2 separate regions of the Mus musculus genome follow, and region 2 is linked to region 1. A link is a loop called in an ENCODE intact Hi-C map of the cell type or tissue named here. Cell type or tissue: gastrocnemius. All regions are shown on one strand.

Evidence for each region. Hi-C counts contacts between places; a loop is a spot of excess contacts. Peaks named below come from ENCODE experiments on the same cell type or tissue, not always from the same donor. Only the 100,000 strongest peaks of a DNase experiment are listed, where the experiment ranks them.
Region 2: it touches region 1 in a loop (3-fold over the local background); 15 of 42 quality-filtered maps call a loop at or near these places.

The regions. Positions count from the first base shown.
Region 1 is chr8:110,744,946-110,752,945 of GRCm38, reverse strand. Il34 (interleukin 34) reads left to right here. Exons shown (of 7, transcript NM_001135100.2): 3 at 3,388-3,521; 4 at 4,206-4,283; 5 at 4,542-4,703. Among named protein-coding and RNA genes, the nearest start is that of Gm15894, 6.7 kb to the left of the region's middle. In gastrocnemius, no CTCF peak of the experiment used is centred here; DNase peaks (open chromatin) are centred at 2,947 and 3,190; H3K4me3 peaks cover 540 bases; H3K27ac peaks cover 2,261 bases.
Region 2 is chr8:111,085,678-111,093,677 of GRCm38, reverse strand. It overlaps a transcript of Clec18a not described here. Among named protein-coding and RNA genes, the nearest start is that of Pdpr, 5.1 kb to the left of the region's middle. In gastrocnemius, a CTCF peak has its summit at 3,374 (motif pointing right); a DNase peak (open chromatin) is centred at 3,394; H3K4me3 peaks cover 382 bases; H3K27ac peaks cover 3,352 bases.

The DNA of each region.
Region 1 (8,000 bases):
ACATGTTCCCCTCTCCCCCCGACCAGTGTCTGGGCCAGGGGAAGCCTTATACCTCACCTTGAGCTTCCAGATCTTGGTTCTTGTCTCTGGCGGGGAGGAGACAGGAAAACCTGACCAGGTCAGTGGGACACTGGCTGTGTGGCTTCTGGGGTGCAAAGCGTTGTGGGTGACAGCTACACTGTCCCTGCCTGGTCCCCAGTTTCTCCTGGTCGAAGAGGCAGGAAAACAACACTTGCAATTGGAAATGGCAGCCTGGCTGCAAAGTGTGTTTCATCCGGGGGAGGCAGGTCACCTGCGGACAGGCTTTCAGGGACGGGCTGCATGCCGGCCATGCTGGGCTCAGGTGCTCTGGTAATTCTAAGACCCTGTCCCAGTTTGCCTTCTATTGCTGTGATAAAAGAGCAGGCTCCAAATCGACATGGTGAGGAGGGGTTTATTTCGGCTTACAGTTGTAGCTCACCCTGGAGGGAAGCCGGGGTGGGGAGGTGGGGAGGTGGGGGTGAGGGGTGGGGGTTGAAATAGAGACCACAGAGAGAAGCCGCTCACTGACTTGCTTTCTATGGCTGGATGCTTTCTTCTAGCAGTCAGAACCATCATCTAGGCGTGGCCCTTCTCCCTGCTGGCTGAGCCCACCCACGCCAATCATTAACCAAGAAAATGCTACAGAGTTGCCCACAGGCAATCTGATGGGGGCATTTTTCTCAACATATGCTTCCCTTCCTGGATAGCTCTAGCTGGTGTCAACGAGACAAAACAAAAACAAAAATAAAATAAAAACACAAAAACCAAAAAACAAAACAAAACAAAAAAAAAAAAACAAAAAAACCCCAGCTAGGATAGACCTGACTCCTATCTTAAGGACACATTGGGTAAAGCCAACATGGTCCATGGGGTGGGACTTGATGGATTGACAGGCTATAGTGATTGATTGGCTGCTGATAGGGAAGAAGACTCATTATGGATAGGATAGAACACCCCACCCCGAAAGATAAAGGCCTTGTTGTTGTTGTTGTTGTTGTTGTTGTTGTTGTTGTATGTACAATCCCTGTGGACCAGAGGTAGCCATTATGATTATCAGTCTGCAAGTGTCACTTGGGTCCAGGGTTCTCAGTGGCTGTCACTTTCAACCAGGAGTGCAATGCAGAGGTGCCTTCTCCACCTGTCGGATCAGAAATGTGGGGTGGAGTTGGTCCACCTGTACCTTAGCCAACTCCCTAGGGGATTCAGGTGCGTGCTTGCTTGCTTGCATTTCCATTCCCAGAAACCACCTCTCCCTTCAGGTGTAAGGCTCTGTCCCTGAGGGCATGCTGTAGTTACAGCTTAAGTTCTCCATGTTCCCAAGATGCTATGACCTGGCTAGGTGATGAGTGACCCAGGCAAGCAGTGCTGGTGGGGACGTCCAGGGTTGGAGCCGAAGTCTCAGACGGTTCCAGGAGTGGGTGGGCTAGGTGTGGATTTGCAAGGCAAGGCAGGGACCAAAAGCAAGCCTATGTTAATGGGCCCAGCACTGTGATTATTTATTTATTTAAATTTACTTTACATTTTATTTTGTTCGGGAGGGTGTGTGTGTGTGTCACAGCACCTGCATGGAGGTCAGAGGGCAGCTTGCAGGAGTTAGTTCGCTCCTTCTCCCATGTGGTTCCTGGGGATTGAACTCAGGTCATCAGGCTTGGTAGCAAGCCCCTTTACCCACTGAGCCATCTTGTAGGCCTAATACTGGTTGTGTTTATTTGTTCCTTCAGCCCAGTGCTGTGTTAGGTGATCCTTGCAAGAAAGTGGTTGTCAAGAGTTCTACAGTTGAAGAGGGCAGTAACTGTGGTTTGTGTGGAGTTCAGATTCTGAGTAGATCCAAGTATCAGGGGAAACAGAGAGCGCTCCTAGGACTTGGTCCAGCACGTGGGAACGAGCAGGGCGATCCTGGAGACGGGGAACGGAAGCTAAGAGGGAGCATGGCCCCCAGACAGTGGAGATACAAAGCCCCCAAATCTTCAAGGTGTCGGGAAGTGAGAGGAGAGAGATCCAGTTAGTGATGTCTGCTTGTAACTGATGAGGGAGGTAATGTCAGCCAGCCTGGCTGTCTTGCTCAAAAGGAAAAAGGAAAAAAGAAAAAAAGAAAAGGCAAAGTTTAATTATTGTTTCTGACAACAACAACAACAATAGATATTAAACTAGGCGTGGCTCGAACTTTTAATCCCAGCACCCAGGAAGAAAAGGCTGAGTCCCAGCTAGTCTAGTCTACATAGACAGTTCCAGGTCAGTACCAGGTCAGCCAGGGCAACATCCTTATGTCCTAGCATATAGGGTCGGGAGTGGTAATCTCCCACGGATATCTGGTTCGGTTATTTGCATCTCTTTTTTTCAAAGCACGGGAGGTTAATTAATAAACTTGAAGTCATCCTTTAAGCTGCTGATATCGCTGGCTCAGGCTTCCTTAGGAAGGCCGTTGAACATATCTTAAACATTCCCCCCGTAACGTACATCACCACGTGTGGTTCCCCCCCCCATTGATAAATTTATCTTAACAAAGGACCTATGATGCTGCTTAAGTCGTTGTCAATAAACGTTTCCTGTTTTCTTTCTAGTTTATGAGTTTAGTGGGTCGAAGGTTTTAGAGTTTAAAAGCCATTTCATTATTAAGCGGGCCAAGTGCATTTCCAGGCTGAGAATTCTTTTGGCAGCATCAGGATTATTAAAATGAAATTATCTCATAAAAACCTTCTTCGTTTCCTTGTCCCTGGTCGGCTTTGCATGTAGATCCATTTCTCTGATTTCAGACTGCAGCTAATTGCAGATTGGTCCTTTGGGTATCTCTTGCTCTTTTGTGTTTCTTTCATCCACTCCCTATTCATATTTATTGTAAATTCTCAAAATATTTTTTTCCAGTCAAGGGGACAGCTCCCAAGAGCTGTTTTTGAGGTCACAGTGACACCTAGTGGTAATTCCTGGTACTGTTTCAAAAGACTTCGCATTATTGTCTGTTCTGCTGGTGTAGGGGGTCTGTTTAGCATCCCAGAGCCATCAGACTGGCAGAAGCTTGCTTGTAAGACCTGTTGCTACATCTAATGGAGAAAAATCGAGCTTTGAAAACTCATCACTCCAGACAAAGGGCTGAGGGGTGCCTTGGAACCTGGACGATGTACTTACCCAAAATCAGGAGCTAGGGGAGACGGGAGACCATACCCTGGGGACTCTGACCATGGTGTGTGTGTGGGGGTGTACTTGCTACTCCAGGTGACAAGTCCTCCTTAGGGCTCTGCATGCACCTGCCTTTCCCCTCAGTACTTGTCAGGCTTGATGATGGATGGTGGTTGATTCAGCTACGCACACCAGGTAGTGCGCAGACACAGTGCCCAGCGCTCATCCGCTCTTGTTGGGTGTGTCCCACAGGTCTTGGGATCCTACTTGACGTGGCTTTGGGAAACGAGAATTTGGAGATATGGACTCTGACCCAAGATAAGGAGTGTGACCTTACAGGCTACCTTCGGGGCAAGCTGCAGTACAAGAACCGGCTTCAGTACATGGTAACCTGGAGAGCGTCTGCCTCCCCGTGCTAGGGTTGCAAGCACAGGCCCAGCTCTATAGGACTATCTCTGAGACTATCTCCATTGAGAAGTAACTCATACCATACAACCCACTAACTGAGAGCGAACCCCATGGGGCTGGTGGGACGGCTCTGAGTAAAAGGCACACCTGGTACCCAGGACTGATGGCCTGAGTCCAATTCCCAGAACCCACATCAAGGCGGAAGGAGAGAACCAACTCCTGAAAGTTAATCTTTGACCTCCACATCAGTGCTGAGAGTCATGTCCACACTATTAATAATAACAATAAATAATAAGGTGTCAGATTCTAGACTCACTGATGTGTAGTATGTTCACAGGCTGTGCGAAGGTTACCTTTGTAAGTGTCAGATGAACCATATTTTTCACTTCCAAAGTACCATGTCTCCTGAAAATCCTGGGTTCCTCCCCTGGGCCTGAAACTTCAGCCCTTACAGGACTTGTGTATCTGATCTCACACCCCCCACCCCCACCTCCTTTGTCCGAGGGGAAAAGAGAGCTGTCTTTTAGCCCAGTTGTCCAGATCTGACCTCTCAGTAGAGGACCTGTCTGTTGTCAACGCTGCTAGGCTGCGTTCCTCTCTTGGGGGTCCCGTCTAAACAGTTTCTGCCTCATAGCTTATGGTTTGTTCTTGTTCCTCTTCAGAAACATTACTTCCCCATCAACTACAGGATTGCTGTGCCTTATGAGGGGGTACTCAGAGTGGCCAACATCACAAGGCTGGTGAGGACCCTTCCCGGGGTGGGGAGCCGCTGCCTGCCACAAGTCACTTAGAAGCTTGTGGGTCTTGGCAGGTTGTCCCATTGGCCTTTCCCTAGCCACTCAAGCAAAGCCTGCCACTAACCTAGGCCCAAGGTTGTCTGCTGGCAGCCGTGGGTGACTGTGATGGGTCCCAGGCAGTGGCAAATGCATGGGGGTAGGGGAGTGGTCAGTGCCCAGAGGCCTACGCTTGTGCGTCACTGATGTCTCCTGTCCCTGCAGCAGAAGGCTCACGTGAGTGAGCGAGAGCTTCGGTACCTGTGGGTCTTGGTGAGTCTCAATGCCACTGAGTCTGTGATGGATGTACTTCTCGAGGGCCACCCGTCCTGGAAGTATCTACAGGAGGTTCAGACATTGCTGGAGAACGTACAGCGGAGCCTCATGGTGAGCTGTGCGCATGCGCGTGTGGGTTTGGCCGATGCTGGCAAAGGGCTAAGAAGGGAGAGTTCTGCCATGCGCTGAGCATGTGAGACACACGAGGGATGGGGACAGAGAGGATTTGGGACCTTGTTTCAAGCTTACCTGAGCGCCCCTCTTAAAAAAATTTTTTTTATTATTGTTGTTTTTAATTTTATAACCCATTGAGTCCAATTACTTCTGCCCACTGTTCACTACCCACGCTGGCTAGACCTTGTACAGGTGTTGTGAGGTAACCAGTGTACTCATGGGTGCACCGGGCATGCCATCTTCATAAGACAGCATTATTTATTTGCTTGTTTGAGAGAGTTTCATTCTGAAACCCCGCCTGGCCTGAAACTTGCTGTGTAGAACAGGCTTTGCCTCTTGTGTCCTGAGTCTTAGACAAGCCAGGGAATCCTCTAATTTCATATTTGTATCTGAAAAAATGAGGCTCCTCTAGAAAGGGGAGAAGGAAGAAGGCAGAAGATAGTGAAATTTTTTTGTTCTTTAAAGACACAGAAATATTGTAAGAATGTGTCTGCATTTTAATCCCAGGTGTGGGATATGGGGCTGCTTCAGATTGTCCACAGCAGCTGACTCTGATTTGCCTCGTGCTCTAGCAGAGGCATGGTTTTGTCAGCTGCAGATAGTTTCTGCGAGTGTGTGATGTTTGGATGGATGGATAGATAGATAGAAGGGGTTGTTTTGGACAGCTGGTGGTTAGATGTCGTTTGTTACACAGTTTGTTGAGATGAGAAGAAGAAATTAGATATTCTGATGGTGGGTGAAGATCAAACATGCCCCAAGAACTTGACACCCCTAATCAGCAGGAAGTAGTCTAATGATAACATCGCCCCCTTTCCCCTCTATGCTTTTTTCTCTACTATTTAGTGTTAGGGGGTGGAGAAGGGTGGAAGAAAAAAAGAACCCACAAAGTAGCCAAAGGTTCAGTTACAAGGTGGACTGACAGGAACTTTCAGAGTATTGAAACTGTTCTGTGTAACTCGGTGACAGTGGACACTCTGCTTTTATCAAAAGCCCGTGGAGCGTGGAGGGCGAGCCATAATGACTATGACTTGAGTTTAGAACAAGCATGGGAAGGAAAGGAGATAGTGTGTGGCATGACTGTAACCCAGCACTCTGGAGGCTTGAGGTGGGGGAGATGTTAGGTTCAAGGCCAATCTGGGTTACATAGTGGGAGCCTGTCTCAGAAGCAGCCCTCGAAGCCATCTGATCATCCAACCGAAAACCTCCCGAGTTGTAACCTGACAGACATGTCCCTACCTCCTCAGGCCGTTGGTGTACACCTGCCGGGACACGTACTTGTGACCCTGCTCAGCCAGCTGCCTGGCCTCCCCAGCCCATGGGCCAGATCATTTGACACCAGCTGGGAGCTTCTGATGATGAAAGGTTTGGGACAGGCGACTGTTTTTGCAGCTGTCTGGAACTTCTCCTGGGATGGTTCTCCCAGTTCCTGCTAAGAGGGTCGCACGGATTTGCCCTTTTGTGCTTGTGAGCAAGATGGGTGTCCTGGGCAAGCTGGCTTGGCTTGAGGAAGAGACCTTTTCTGCCTTTGTTTTACCCATCGAACAGACACCGAGAAGCTAATGTGTGTGAGGTTGGGCAGGAGAGTGTGAGGCCTCCGCCCTCTGATTCTGGTCCTGGGCTCTCTGACTGAGGCACTGTACATAGCGATGGTTATATTACTCAGATGTAGTTGGGTCTGGTCCCTTTTCCTTCCCCTCCTGGCTGCTGAAAGCTTAGCCAGTATACTGGGTACTCCCTCTACCACTGAGATATACCCCAACTCTGCAGCCAGATTTTTTTTTTTAATGTGTATGAGTACACACTGTAGCTGTCTTCAGACACACCAGAAGAGGACATTGGCTCCCATTATTGATGGTTGTGAGTCACCATGTGTTTGCTGGGAATTGAATTCAGGACCTCGGGAAAAGCAGTCAGTGCTCTTAACCACTGAGCCATCTCTCCAGCGGCCCCACCCCCCCAACCTTGAGCTCACAGAGATCTGTCTGTCTCTGCCTCCTGAGTGCTGGGATTAAAGGTAGGCCCCATCACCACCTGGCTTGCAGCAGCCTTTAATCTTCCTGCTTCCTTACTGTTAGTGGTCTGTGACGGTAGCTTTGAAGATGGATTCCACTTATGATAGTGTGACCTCAGAGGCCAGGCCCTGTTTTTTTTTTTCCAACAGTATAACCTTGAACAAGCTGTTTCACTCCTGAGCTTTTAGGTCATCACTTGTAGCCTACATCTCTTTTTAAAAATTTTTTTTTATTTTTATTTTTTGGTTTTTCGAGACAGGGTTTCTTTGTATAGCCCTGGCTGTCCTGGAACTCACTTTGTAGACCAGGCTGGCCTCGAACTCAGAAATCCACCTGCCTCTGCCTCCCAAGTGCTGGGATTAAAGGCGTGCGCCACCATGCCCGGCTGTAAGCCTACATCGTATCCAGCTGTAAAACAAGGATTCAATGAATTTATCCTATCTCCTCTATCTATCGGAAGACATCCGGCTTCTGGCCTCTGCGTTATTCTAGTCTCACATCCTCACCCCAACTTGCCTCCATTGTTTTCTTAAGAAACTGGGCCTGGGACGATGGCTCAGTGGTCAAGAGCACTTGCTGCTCTTGCAGAGGATGCCCATGTCAGCTGGTTTACAACTGAAGCTTCAGGAAATCCAGCAGCCTCTATTGGCCGCCATGGGCACTCACATGTACACGGCACACACATGGCACACACACACACACACGGCACACACACATGTACACACATGTGACACACACATGTACACACACGGCACACACACATGTACACGGCACACACACATGTACACGGCACACACACGTACACACATGTGACACACACATGTACACACACGGCACACACACATGTACATGGCACACACACATGTACACACATGTGACACACACGTACACACATGGCACACACATGTACACGGCACACACACATGTACACACACTCATAGGCATAAAAAAGAAAAATAACTTAAGGAAAAGGCAGCTTAAAAACCCAGAGAGTGGGGGCTGAGGCAAGAGGGAGCAAACTTGCACCATAATGTAAAGCCCTCCGTCTTGACTATTTTTAGCACATGGTTTGGCAGTGTTAATTACACTCACAGGGGTTGTATATCACCCACCCCCACCCCCATCCATTTCTGTCACTTTTCATCACCTCAAGCAGAAACTGTATACGTGAGGCAGCCATTTCTCACCCCTTTCCACTCCCAATATCAACCTGCAATCCGTC
Region 2 (8,000 bases), 340 kb before region 1:
TTTATTTGTTTTATTTAAGTTTATTTGTAGCTGGGCAGTGGTGGCACACGCCATTAAACCCAGCACTTGAAAGGCAAAGGAAGATGGATTTCTGAGTTCGAGGCCAGCCTATTCTACAGAGTGAGTTCCAGGACAGCCAGGGCCACACAGAGAAACCCTGTCTCAAAAAAACAAAACAAAAACAACCAAAAAAAAGTCTATTTGTTTTATTTATTTATTTATTTATTTATGTGTATGTTTTTATAGGCAAAGTCTCAGTCTAGGCTGGATTCAAATAGGTACAGAGGATGACTTAGCTCCTGGTCCTCCTGCCTCCACCTCCCAAGTGGCTTGCTTCACCACACATTCAGTTGCCCTTGTTCTCCTGAAACATTAAGCTCAAGACATTTGGAAGCCCCTAGTAGATGAATCCTTTCACATTTTTGGTTAAGTTTTTAATGATACCTATCCCCAAAAAATGAAAATGAAAAGACACTGACCAATCAAAAATATTTGGGGATAGGTTTTTTTAATTTGTCAGGGAACCAAAGGTTTTTGGGTTTGTTTTTTGTTGTTTGTTTGTTGTTTTTCCTGAGCCATCTGCCTACTTACAATTTCCAGACATACAAACTTTGTAGCAACCTAGTTATCTACAGGACAGGGTGAATGAAATGAGGTGGTGTGTTATCTATGTGTCACACGTAGGGAATGTTTCTCTCACCCACAACTGTTACTGACTCTACTAGAAATTGCTAAGTCTATCCGAGCAGTGATGGCACACACCTTCAATCCCAGCACTTGGGAAGCAGAAGGAGGTGAGTCCCTGTGAGTCTGCGGCCAGCCTGGTCTACAGAGGGAGTTCCAGGACAGCCGGAGGTACATACAGGAACACTGTCTCGAAAATAAAAGATAAAATAAGTGTTAAGTCTGAAAGCTCTTCTTGCGCGCGCCAGACTAGATGCTGCAACAGGATCCTTCTGCACACGTTTATTGGGAGAGCTTGATTGTAGAGGCGAAGAGACCCCAAGCCCAGAACTGGTGCTGCTTATATAGGCCTAGGAGAGGCGTGTCTCACACCCGGATTGGTTATGCACTACGCCTCATTTGCATGTTCCTCATCTGATTGGCTACTCTCTTTCTCTCTCTGTACCTCACAGAGCCTCATTATCATACCTCATTTGCATGTCTCACATCTGATTGGTTATACTCTCAAAGCCTCATTATCATGCCCGGGCCAGGCAGTGTCTTTGCAAAAAACTTTACTGCATATGTACACATTGGTTGTTTGTCCAAACTTATGTGTGGTGGCCAGCAGTAGTCAGTGCCACTCTGCAATGGCACATGTGGCTTCCCACAAGCTCTTTGTGTTGTCAGTGATAAGATTTGGTTTTTGTAATCTCTTACAGCCACCAGCACAGTTTTGAATGCATTCAAGACCAGTGAAATATTTTTGCTTTTGTGATTGGTTTTTTTATGATTTTTGCTGATACTCTGTTGGGGTCAATCCTAGGTCCTACACATAAATAAACCCCACTCTCCCTGAGTGACAGCCCCAGACCTGTTTTTTATAGTTTTGCCTTCTCTCTCCTTTTTTCCCATAAATCATCAGAGGTGTTCCATGATTGGCTCCTGACTTCTCTATGCTGAAAATCCCTTGGAGAATCATCATCCTTTGGCGATGAAAAATGTACCTTGGAAGATCTGAACGCAGCTAACGTTTTGTCCTTTGAAAACACTTGGCATCCTTGTGTGTATGTTGACTACAGAGAGAGTGAGAGTGGGAAGATATTTTTAGCCCTTGTTTCTAAGGATCCAGGCCAGGACGTTCTCTGAGTAGCAAGGACTGGAATCGGAGCTCCTCTCCACAGCTTGGTTCTGGTGCCTTAGCTTTCGGGAATGTCAGGTAAGTAGTAAAACGAAAAAAGAAGGAAAGTTTATTTTGAACTGTAGGCTCCCATCAGCCCTATATACAGTCCTTCCTTCCTTCCTCAGAACAGATGAAATAGAAACCTATACAACTTATTTCATGAAAGGGTTTTCTAGTTCACACTTAACTCTCCAGTCAAATCTTGGTATGTATCAGACACCACTGTAATTTTGTACTTCTGAGTGTTGTTTGCCCTCAGCCCACTAATGTTCCTGGGTAGAGTTAGCATGTGGTATTGAGAACATTCCAGATCCTTGAGTAGAGGGAATTAAGCTAGTTTACTAAGCTGGATGTCGTGGCTCATGCCTTTGATCCCAGCATTCAAGACACAGAGGCAAGCAGACCTCCTTGAGTTCAAGGCCAGCCTGATCTACATAGTAAGTTCCAGGATAACCAGAGCTATAGAGAGATCCTCTCTTGAAAACAATGAAATAGAGGATAGTTGATTGTGCACACGGAAGCAGAGGCCAGCCTGGTCTACACAGCAACTTCTAGGACAACCAGAGCTAAACACAAATAAAACAAAACAAGCACTTCTCCAAATACTGGCACTCAAGACAATCTAGGACCATGCCAGGTGTGATACTAGGGTCTGAGATTGTATCTAATCCAGTCCTCTGTCTTTTTTTTTTTTTAATGTAAGTACACTGTAGCTGTCCTCAGACACCAGAAGAGAGAGTCAGACCTTGTTAGGGATGGTTGTGAGCCACCATGTGGTTGCTGGGATTTGAACTCCGGACCTCAGGAAGAGCAGTCGGGTGCTCTTACCCACTGAGCCATCTCACCAGCCCCAGCCCTCTGTCTTGGAGCTGCCTGGAGAAACGTCCTCTTGACACCTTTCCTTCTGTGCTGTGGAAAGTTCTGAACTTAGAATCTTTTTTTTCCACTTGGTTTTCTAGACAAGGTTTCTCTGTGTAGCTCTGGCTCTCCTGGAACTCACTGTGTAGACCAGGCTACCCTCAAATTCACAGAGCTCCACCTGCCTCTGCCTCCTGAGTGCTGGGCTAGAGGTGTGCACCACTATGCCCGGCTGAATTCAAAATCTCACGACCCCAGATGCCTCTCCCAACTTTTCTGGAAAGGCCCTTTCGTCTCTTAAATACTCAATATTCAGCTGATGAAAGTTCCATCTCCTTGGTGGAACATTGCCTTTCCAAGAAACTGGGGTCCCTTGGTGTTTCCACAGTCTTCTTTCCTTTCTTTTAAAAAAGCTTTTTAGGGGTCTGGAGAGATGGTTCTGTGGTTAAGAGCACTGACTACTCTCCCAGAGGACCTGGATTTGGATCCCAGCAACCACACATGGCAGCTCACCACTATCTGTAATTCCAGATCCAGGGGCTCTGATACCTCCACTCAGGTGAGTGTGTTTTAAAGTTTATTAAAAGATCTTTTTTTCCCCCAATCTTAACTGATTTAACTGTAATTGCCCCACAGACCAGATGGGACTTGGTTCTGCTTATGTCCTCAGGCTGACCACTAGGTGGCGCTGGAACCTGTGTATTGAAGTGACCTGGCTGCCTGTATCCCTTATACTTCGTTGAGTGAACTGTTAGGGTTAATTAGAAACTGACCATCTAGTGATTGCCATATGCAGGGATCCATCCCATAATCAGCTTCCAAATGCTGACACCATTGCATACACTAGCAAGATTTTGCTGAAAGGACCCAGATATAGCTCTCTCTTGTGAGACTATGCCGGGGCCTAGCAAACACAGAAGTGGATGATCACAGTCAGCTATTGGATGTGTCACACGGCCCCTTATGGAGGAGCTAGAGAAATTACCCAAGGAGCTAAAGGGAACTGCAACCCTATAGGTGGAACAACAATATGAACTAACCAGTACCCGGGAGCTCTTGTCTTTAGCTGCATATGTATCAAAAGATGGCCTAGTCGGTCATCACTGCAAAGAGGCCCATTGGACTTGCAAACTTTATATGCCCCAGTACAGGGGAACACCAGGGCCAAAAAGGGGCAGTGGGTGGGTAGGGGATTGGGGGGGGTGGGTATGGGGGACCTTTGGGAAGGAATTGAAAATGTAAACGAGGAAAATACCTAATAAAAAAAAAAAAAAGAACTCAAATGATATGTACTCACTGATAAGTGGATATTAGCCCAGAAACTTAGTATACCCGAGATATAAGAGACAATTTGTAAAACACATGAAACTCAAGAAGAACGAAGACCAAAGTATGGACACTTTGCCCCTTCTTAGAATTGGAAACAATCATCCATGGAAGGAGTTACAGAGACAAAGTTTGGAGCTGAGACAAAAAGATGGACCGTCTAGAGACTGCCATATCCAGGGATCCATCCCATAATTAGCCTCCAAATGATGACACCATTGCATACAGTAGCAAGTGTTTGCTGAAAGGACCGTGATATAGCTGTCTCTTGTGAGACTAGGCCCGGGCCTAGCAAACACAGAAGTGGATGCTCACAGTCAGCTATTGGATGGATCACAGGGCCCCAATGGAGGAGCTAGAGAAAGTATCCAAGGAGCTAAAGAGATCTGCAACCCTGTAGGTGCAACAACATTATGAACTAACCAGTACCCCGGAGCTCTTGACTCTAGCTGCATATGTATCAAAAGATGGCCTAGTCGGCCATCACTGGAAAAAGAGGCCCATTGGTCATGCAAACTTTATATGCCCCAGTACAGGGGAACGCCAGGGCCAAAAAGTGGGAATGAGTGGGTAAGGGGGAATTTGGGGCGGGAAGGGAAATGGGGGGAACTTTTTGGGATAACATTTGAAAATGTAAACTGAGGAAAATACGGGAATAAAAAAATAAAAATAAATAAAAATAAAAATTATACTTGAATATATAAAAAAAAAAAAAGAAACTCAAATCAGACTAAGAAAATCCCCTCTAAGACTGATAACTCAGAGTGACTGCTATGGTAAAGAAGGAACAGAGATGAAGGAACTGTAATCCCAACAACTCAGTAGGCTGCTGCAGGACTAAAATTTGCTTGGTTGTTATTGTCTTGCGTTTTTCTTTGTTCTTGTTGTTCTTAAGGGGGCCATAAAGACAAGGTCTCTTGTAGCCCAAGCTGGCTTCTAATTTGCCTTATGGTGGAGGGTGATCTGGAATTCTTCATCCACCTCCGGAGTACTGAGATTACAGGTATGTGCCACCATGTCACCTTTATGTGGTATTGGGGATTGAACCTAGGGATTCATGCATGCTTGACAAACTCTAACAAATGAGCTACATTCATGGATAGCAAGGCCAGCCTGGGAAATTCACTGAGATCATCTCTAGAGGGTGAGAAACAGCAGCAGCAGCAAAAACCTAACAACCAAATATAAAACAACACAACACAAAATGTGGGTGGGAAGACTGGGGGTATAGCTCAGTGGTGGGGTTTCCCTAGCCAACATGAAGCCTTAGTTTCAATTCATAGTTAAAAAACAAAACAACGACAAGCTCTGTGTGGTTAAGTACACCTCTAAGCTAAGGACTTTCGAGGTCGAGACAAGGGGATTGCAGTAAGTTTGAGGTGACCTTGCACTATATATTAAATACAAAGCCAGCCATGACTAAATAGTGAGACCCTGGTGTGCATGCACACACACACAAAGAAGGAGGGCAGTTGTGCAAACATGAGAACCCAAGTTCAAATTCTCAGACCCTACATAAAGTTAGACATGGAAGCATGTCTCTGTAACCTCAGTGCCAGTGCAGACAGCTGGGAAGCAGCGACTGGAGAGTCCTCAGAAACTCATGGGCCAGCTAGCCTGGCATACACAGCATTAAAATAAAAGAACCTGCCGGACGTGGTGGCACATGCCTTTAATCCCAGCACTTGGGAGGCAGAGACAGGCGGATTTCTGAGATCGAGGCCAGCCTGGTCTACAGAATGAGTTCCAGGACAGCCAGGGCTACACAGAGAAACCCTGTCTCAAAAAACCAAAAAAAAAAAAAAAAAAAAAAAAACAAAAAAAACCTGTTTCGACAAGCTGGAAAACAAAGATTGGCACGGGAGGTTGTTTTCTGATCTCTATGCATGCACACGCCATAGTATTCAAATGCCCACATTCACACATAGGACTTCATACAAAAATAAAATAAAGGATGGAGTTGGGGGTGGGGATGGTAACATTCACCTTTAATCTCAGCACTCAGGAGGCAGAGGCAGGTGGATCTCTGAATTCCAGGCCAACCTGGTCTACACAGGGAGTTCCAAGACCAAAGTGCTACACAGAAACTCTGTCTCAAAAAAACAAAACCAACAACAAAAGCTGGAGAGATGGCTGGGTGATTAAGAGCACTGGCTGCCCTCCAGAGGACCTGGGTTCTATTTCTAGCGCTCATGTGGTGACTCACAACCATCTGTAACTCTAGCTCTAGGGTCTCTGATGCCCACTTCTAGCCTCTAGAGACATTAGGCACACGTGTGCTGCACAGACATACATGTAGATGAACATCTGTACACATAAAACAAATTTGAAAAAAATTAAACTAATAAAAATTAAAATAGAAAAAACAAACAAACAAACAAACAAAACGCCTTTAATCTCAGCACTTGAGAGGCAGAGGCAGGCAAATTTCTGAGTTCGAGGCCAGCCTGGTCTACAGAGTTCCAGGACAGCCAAGGCTACACAGAGAAACCCTGTCTCAAAAAATCAAAAAATATGCCGGGGCGGTGGTGGCACACGCCTTTAATCCTAGCACTCAGGAGGCAGAGGCAGGTGGATTTCTGAGTTCAAGGCCAGCCTGGTCTACAGCCTGAGTTCCAGGACAGCCAGGGCTACACAGAGAAACCCTGTCTCGAAAAAAAAAAAAAAATCAAAAAAAAAAAAAGAAAAGAAAAAGATAAAAGTAGAATAAAAATAAAAATAGGTCAGGAGTGTGTCTCATGCCTTTTATCCCAGCACTAGGGATGCAGATCCAGGCAGATCTCTGTAAGTTCAAGTCCAGCCTGGTCTACATAGTAAGCTCCAGGCTAGCTAGGACTATATAGTAAGACCCTGTCCCAAAAGAAATTAAAAATAGGAAGAATGATATGCCATTTCCCCCAGTACATGATTTCTGTTGTGTCTCCTACTCTAGCCAGATCTGGGATGAACCTAACTTTGGGTGTGATGTGACCTGGAGCTGAGCACAGGTGTTGCCTCCCCGCTCTGTGTTTTGTTTGTTTTGTTTTGTTTTAAATTTTATTTATTTATTTATTTATTTATTTAATTAATTTATTTTACATATTTAATTAGGTATTTTCTTCATTTACATTTCAAATGCTATCCCAAAAGCCCCCCATACCCTCCCCCCCAACTCCCCTACCCATCCATTCCCACTTCTTGGCCTTGGTATTCTCCTGTACTGAGGCATATAAAGTTTGCAAGACCAAGGGGCCTCTCTTCCCAATGATGGCCAACTAGGCCATCTTCTGCTACATATGCAGCTAGAGTCATGATCTCTGGGGGTACTGAGTTCATATTGTTGTTCCACCTATAGGGTTGCAGTCACCTTTAGCTCCTTGGGTACTTTCTCTAGCTCCTCCATTGGGGGCCCTGTGTTCCATCCAAGTGACTGTGAGCATTCACTTCTGTGTTTGCCAGGCACTGGCATAGCCTCACAAGAGACAGCTATATCAGGGTCCTTTCAGCAAAGTCTTGCTGGCGTATGCAATACTGTCTGCGTTTGGAGGCTGATTATGGGATGGACCCCCGGGTGCAGCAGTCTCTAAATGGTCCATCCTTTCGTCTCAGCTCCAAACTTTGTCTCTGTAACTCCTTCCATGGGTGTTTTGTTCCCAATTCTAAGAAGGGGCAAAGTGACCACAATTTGGTCTTCATTCTTCTTGAGTTTCATGTGTTTTGCAACTTGTATCTTGGGTATTCTAAGTTTCTGGGCTAATATCCACTTATCAGTGAGTACATATCATGTGAGTTCTTTTGTGACTGGGTTACCTCACTCAGGATGATGCCCTCCGGGTCCATCCATTTACCTAGGAATTTCATAAATTCATTCTTTTTTTAATAGCTGAGTAGTACTCCATTGTGTAAATGTACCACATTTTCTGTATCCATTCCTCTGTTGAGGGACATCTGAGTTATTTCCAGCTTCTGGCTATTATAAATAAGGCTGCTA